Regions from separate parts of the Mus musculus genome. Here region 2 is linked to region 1. Evidence: chromatin loops called from intact Hi-C (ENCODE). Cell type or tissue: heart. All regions are shown on one strand. Links, peaks and the distances in the headings refer to the core of each region. The heading gives the core; the rest is flanking DNA.

Region 1 (2,900 bases), core at 226-2,725:
CCTGTTCATCACAGACAAAGTCTAAACCACAATGAAAATTGTTAACACTCTCCTGTGGGGAGGGAGGTGCATCAAAGTGAAACAGAACCTCAGGACTACCCCTCCCATCTCCACATGAAGGATAAAGCGCTGTCAGTAGCCACTAACCAAAGTAGCACAGATGCCCTGCATCCGGTTTAAATCACAAGCACACACACACACACACACACACACACACACAAACCCGAAAAGGGGAGGGGGGAGAGAGAGAGAGGAGAGGGAGAGGAGACAGAGGAGAGACAAGAGAGGAAAGAGGAGAGAAGAGAAACAGAGAAACAGACTTAAAAAAAAAATCTCTCAAGAGCAGCAGAGGCCCCCTAGTTTCAATGTGTGTGCAAATGGGGGGAAGGGGGGAGAAGACTGCTGAATGGATATTAAGACTGTTTGCAGCACAAAGAAAAATACAGTTTTAAAAGAAAAAAAAAAAAAAAGAATCCCGTGAGGCCAGTGATGGTCAAATAAGTGCAGTCCGTTCAGCAGCAGGCACAGAGGGGCCGAAACGAAGGGAGCGGGCTTCGGGAAAAGTTCACCGAGGTACCAGGATAAAAATAACAAAACCCCCAACAAGGCCCCGCAAGTGAACAACAACCACCACAGCGCAGCACCTTTTGGGGACCCCCCCTGCTCACTGCTGTCTATTTCGATTTGGAAAGCAGCAGCCACCAGGCAGCTTTGCAAAGCAGCGAATTAAAGAAAGAGAGAGGGAGAAAGCGAGCCCCTTCTCTCCACCTGCCCCTCCTCCTGGGCGCCCGCGGACCTGGGGGGGACGCTCCAACACCCGCGACGGACAGCGGCGGCTTCCTAGCCCGCTCGCCCCGCAGCCCCGGCTCCCGCTCCATCCCCGAGCGCCGAGGCCGGGCGGGCAGGCGCGCGGCGCCCACACCCCCGAGCCCGCCGCGCGCGGGTCCATTGTAAACAAGCCCCCGGGACCGAGCCCCTCAAGCGGCCGCAGCCGGTGTCAGGAGGGAGACCCCGCACAGCCACGCTCGCTCGCACACACGAACACACGCACGGACACACACGCTCCCACACACATGTAGAGAGACCGAAGAATATTCACCTTGGCTGTGGATTATTGTGGTGTTGTTGGTGGGTGATGGAGATGGTGGTGGTGGGGAGGAGGAGGAGGAGGAAGAGGAGGAGGAGGAGGAGAGGAGTAGTTGTTGTTGATGGGTAACAGTCGCCAGGACTACGGTGACTATGGCGCTTGATTCACAAGGCAACGGTTGCTATAACTCACAAAAGAGAGAGAGAGGGAGAGAGAGAGGGAGCGAGGGAGAGGGAGACACTCGCGCGGGGAGGGGCGGGGGGGAGGGAGGAGGGGAGAGGGCGGGCCCGAGAGCGCCGGAAGAAGCGGCTTCGGCGCCGTGACTGACAGCTCGGAGCCCGGGCGGGGGGCTGCGGTCGGGATTCCGACGTCGGTTTTTCCCCCGAGGTGCGCTTTAAGACTTGGCGGGCCCGGGGTCAGGGCGAGTCTGCCTGGAGGAACGGGACGGAGGACGCCGGGGAAAGCTGAGGGTCTGGAGGCGAGGGCTACTTTCCGTCAAAGGAGCCCCGCCTGCCTCTGCCGCCAGCTCTGTGCCCAGCCGCCCCGCAGCCGCGAGAGGAAAAGCGCGAAGCCAGGGGAGGGGGAGTGACGACGGAGCCAACACTGTGTGAGACGCGCGCTACCGCGGAGGCAGACCCCACTTTGAAGAGCGGGCTCCACCCCGGGGCGTACGTCATTTCCTGGGCGGCCCCAGCTAATATCCCGGATGTGCTGCGCTCCTCCCCTCTCTCTCCTCTCTTCCCCCCGCCCCGCTCAGGTTTTTTTTTTTTTTTTTTTTTTTTCTCCCCTCCCTCTCCGTGGTCGCCAGTGTGGTGTTTCCCGGTCGGTCGTTTATGCCTCGCGGGTGATCCCTTTCCCAGACTCTCTGCGGCCGGCGCGGGCCTCCAGGGTCTCGGCTTTGCCCTCCCCTCCATCGAATTCCGCTTTCTCGCGCCTCCCGAGGCCGCGGGGTCCTGAGGAGCGCGGGCGGCGGGGTGTGAGCGGTGCTCCCGCCGCCATCTTAGGGAGCGAGAGCCTGGGCGCGCGAACGGTGACCCATCTCGCTCGGCGCGGCCGCTACCTCCCTGCGGAACCGAGACGCCAAGTTAGCACCCTGCAGGACCGGGAGGAAGTGCCAAGGGGAAGGGAATTCGAGCTTTCCGAGGATGAGGGTCCCTACAGGGGTGGGTTAGACCTTTCAGAGTAGCCCTCGGTAGGTCCTTAAGGGGCTCTACCCTTTCAGAGTTGACGGGATGGATCCCAGCTAGACCAATCGCCCTATTAGCTGGCATCGGTTTCTTAACAGCCTGGGGGTAGCTTGTTCTTGAGCTGTGTTGGACACGGGAACGGCTTCTGTCCATGGAGAACATTATTAGCACACAACCTGGCACCTCAAACTCGAGTTGATAAGGCACAGCTTCTGAAACCTCATGGTTCAAGCATATTCGTCCAATTCTCCTCATACTGGAGTCCAGCAGGCACGTGCCCCCAGGCCCGCCAATACCCAAAATCTCCCAACATTTGCAGCTAAGCAGCTTATCCAAGACAATAACATACTGGAAGTAGAGCCTTAAGAAGTCAGTTCTCCTCTTGAGGCTTAATTTTTGCACCGGCACATGAGGGATTTGGGCCAGCATGAGTTCCCTGTTAAAATAAGGCTGAGCTCTCTTTCTGTGCCCCAGACCTTGTGCTAAGTGTTTTACATACATTATCTCATTTAATCCTGACACCTGTTCTATTGGATACATAATATTCTCATTTTAGGGAAAACAAGCCGTCATTTTATCTTGCCTCTCTGTGCCATGAAATGCTAGGTAAAAGACATTTTAGAAAC
Region 2 (2,900 bases), core at 160-2,659, 580 kb before region 1:
TAAGACAGTGTAATGAAACTTATGAAAATAACACTAGTATAACACAGGGTTTATTTGGAAATCAATTTTCTCATTCCTGTCCTCTTCCTATTCCAAGATACAGTTAATGTAGCCACCTCATGTCCTTTTTTCCAGGTTATGTCCCCTTTGGGAGTTTAAGATTTTCATTATTAGACTGAGGTTATGCTTGGGCCAGGGGAAGGGGTGGCACATGACAGCAAAGAAGTGCTGCTCTCACAGTGACAAAGCTATGCGGCAGTCATGATGATGTTAACCCTGGTCACTTAAAGCACTGTTCACCAAGTTACTAAGCAATCAAATTAACGGCTAATCCAAGAGCAAGACAAGCAAATTAGGTATTCTAGACTGTGCAGCCTTGGGACCCTGAGATAACGTCCTACACAGACCTGAGTCCTCAACACTTCTTGATTATGTATATAACTGGCGTCTTATGCTTAATGTCTGAGACACAATCCTCTGCATTCCACTACAAATTACTATCTTTCTCTCCCTGTCTATTCCTGCTGTATTCAACGGGGACCATCTACTCCACTTCGCAGAGAGAAAACTGGAGCACGGCTCCTGATGTTCACTTCTTTGGTAGTCATCGTGTACCCAACAGTAAGTTATCCTGCAGTCTCCTTAAAGATACCTCTGTCTCTACTACCAACACTCAATGCAAATCATCAAAAATCTCCTTAAGAGAGTCAAGACCTACCATGAGCCTCCCGATCTTTTCTAATAATCCTTCATTATTTTATATGCCTAGGAACACAAAGCAAAATACTTCCCACTACACAAAAATAAAGAGACTCGACACCAAGGCTCCACAGTTCTACCTTCCTCTTTGTCCAGTCCGCGCCTTACTCCTGACTTCCACCTCCGGGACATCCCACTGCCTCTGTTTAAAATACTCTTGCCTCCCATCATGCTTGGCTTATGGATCGCTTCAGTTTTCCCTGCACTGCTCCTATGCACAACGTCTGACACGGGACGAGTGGGCTGACTGTGACTCGCACAGGCCGGAGTTTGACAGCGAAACTTGTTCCTTTAGCTCTACAATAATCAAGTTAACAGAGAGGGCTTAACCCCTGCCCTCGCCAGGGTTCCTCCAACTCCGGGCCAGAGAAGCGGCCAGGTAGACCGTCCCGGAGATGGAGCTGAAGACGCCGCTCGCCCACCACCCCGCAGAGCTCCCCGCTCCCGAGCGGCCGGCGGACACTCGCCCCACACTTCCCGCACCAAACTCTCCACAACACTCACCGCACACGTGGGGCAGAAACTCGCAGAGTTCCGCCACCACCCCCCGCCGCTTCCGCTTCCGCTTCCGCGTTCTGCCCCGCCCCGGATCCGCTGATTGTAGCGTTACGTCCTGGTACTGGGGTCAAGGGGTGGAGCTTAGGAAACACGAAATCCGTAGTTCCTGTTGGTCCATTTTCGCCACACCTCTCGTCTGAGAGGGCTGCATGAGTTTTGGCCCTCGAAGGGATCCGTCCCGTGGAAGACGAGTCCGTGGCTTGGGAAAGTGACGCTTGAGCCTGCAGATTTCTGGGAACGACGCGGGTTCTCGCGAGGGCCACCCAGGTCCTGAAGGAGTTAAAAGACAGCGAAGTCTGCAAGCTGGGTTAGCGTTGGGACAGCTCGCTCGTTAGTGTCTGTTTGCGTCGTTAGTCTAGCCTGGAGGGTAAAAGCTGTACCGGAGTCTCTTCTGTTGTAATCGTGTTTGCCAACACCCATGTCTCCCTTATTTCCCACCCTAGCTGCGAATCTCCGGATAAATTAGATCCCTCGGGAACCATAAGTGTAAAGAACGGAGCACAGTCAAATATTGTGAAAAGCTCTTTCCATAAATGTGTGTGTGGCGTTTTTAATGTAGGCCCGTTCTTGGGCATGCATTTTTTCCCCCACGGTTCCACTTTAGGATATATATTTAAGGTATTACTCCATTTTAGCGAGGAAGCAATAGAAACAAACTTGGTCTTGGGGGCTGCAGAGATGGCTAAGCTGTTTTCTGCTCTTGGAGAGGACTTGGGTTCATTTCCCAGCACCTACATGGCGGCAGTTCCAGGGGATCCCACGTCGCGCCAAACAACAGAACCTTACTGCCTAACTGTTCTGAAATGCAGATGTTAGTTGGTTGAGCAGGGGGCCCTTTTTGAAGCCCCAAGGAGTGAGTGGACGTCCCATGTATCTTCAGCATCTGGTGCTTCAGACGTTCCTTGGCTTATACCTGACTCCTGCCCCTGCCTTTCATTCTCTTCCGTCTTTGTTGTGAGAACACTTGTCAGTTTGTTAAGATAGCTTGCAAATAAGCTTAGAGACTATAATTCCCTGTGGACACTGTCTCTTGTGTCGCTGGTAACACATCTTTAAGTGTTACGGCTCTGTTAGGGGAAGGCTTCAGCTGCTGGGAAAGTTTCCCTGATGCAGGTGTTACAGCTTTGCTCTGGCTCATAGAAAATTTTCCCTGTGACAGTTCTGCTCCAAAAGGTATCCTGGCAGTCAGGAGCCAAGGAATACCACAAAGTCTTGCTGCACAACTAAGCTCAGGCAAGGGATTAATTTGGAGGGAAAAGCTAAGGAGGGTGGTTGCCCTGCTTGGAAGAGAAGCAACAGAGAACTGGGCAGAATTGGGGGATGGGGAAATATATCAGGATTCTGGGGTGGGGGGTTACTTTCCAGGGTGGTCTGGGATTTTATTTTACTTTTTTCTTGTACGGCGAGACCTGGGCTGGGAATGGCTATTACAGCCTTTAAAAGATGACCATTAGGGAAGTCAAGGGCACATGTGTGTGTGGGGGGGGGGGTCTGGCTATTTCCTGCCTTGAAGCACTAGAAAGGCAGTTACAGCTGTTTTAGCCTTTACACCCTTGCTAGAGCTCCTGAGGCCAAGACCTAGC

Evidence for each region. Hi-C counts contacts between places; a loop is a spot of excess contacts. Peaks named below come from ENCODE experiments on the same cell type or tissue, not always from the same donor. Only the 100,000 strongest peaks of a DNase experiment are listed, where the experiment ranks them.
Region 2: it touches region 1 in a loop (5-fold over the local background); 16 of 42 quality-filtered maps call a loop at or near these places.

Annotation. Positions count from the first base shown.
Region 1 is chr19:28,009,873-28,012,772 of GRCm38, forward strand. Rfx3 (regulatory factor X, 3 (influences HLA class II expression)) reads right to left here and starts at 1,294. Exons shown (of 17, transcript NM_011265.3): 1 at 1,100-1,294. In heart, for the core only: no CTCF peak of the experiment used is centred there; DNase peaks (open chromatin) are centred at 1,709 and 2,159; H3K4me3 peaks cover 2,500 bases; H3K27ac peaks cover 2,500 bases.
Region 2 is chr19:27,428,529-27,431,428 of GRCm38, forward strand. It overlaps Pum3 (pumilio RNA-binding family member 3), which reads right to left and starts at 1,380. Exons shown (of 18, transcript NM_177474.5): 1 at 1,264-1,380. It overlaps C030016D13Rik (RIKEN cDNA C030016D13 gene), which reads left to right and starts at 1,509. Exons shown (of 1, transcript NR_027987.1): 1 at 1,509-2,900. In heart, for the core only: no CTCF peak of the experiment used is centred there; a DNase peak (open chromatin) is centred at 1,443; H3K4me3 peaks cover 2,500 bases; H3K27ac peaks cover 2,129 bases.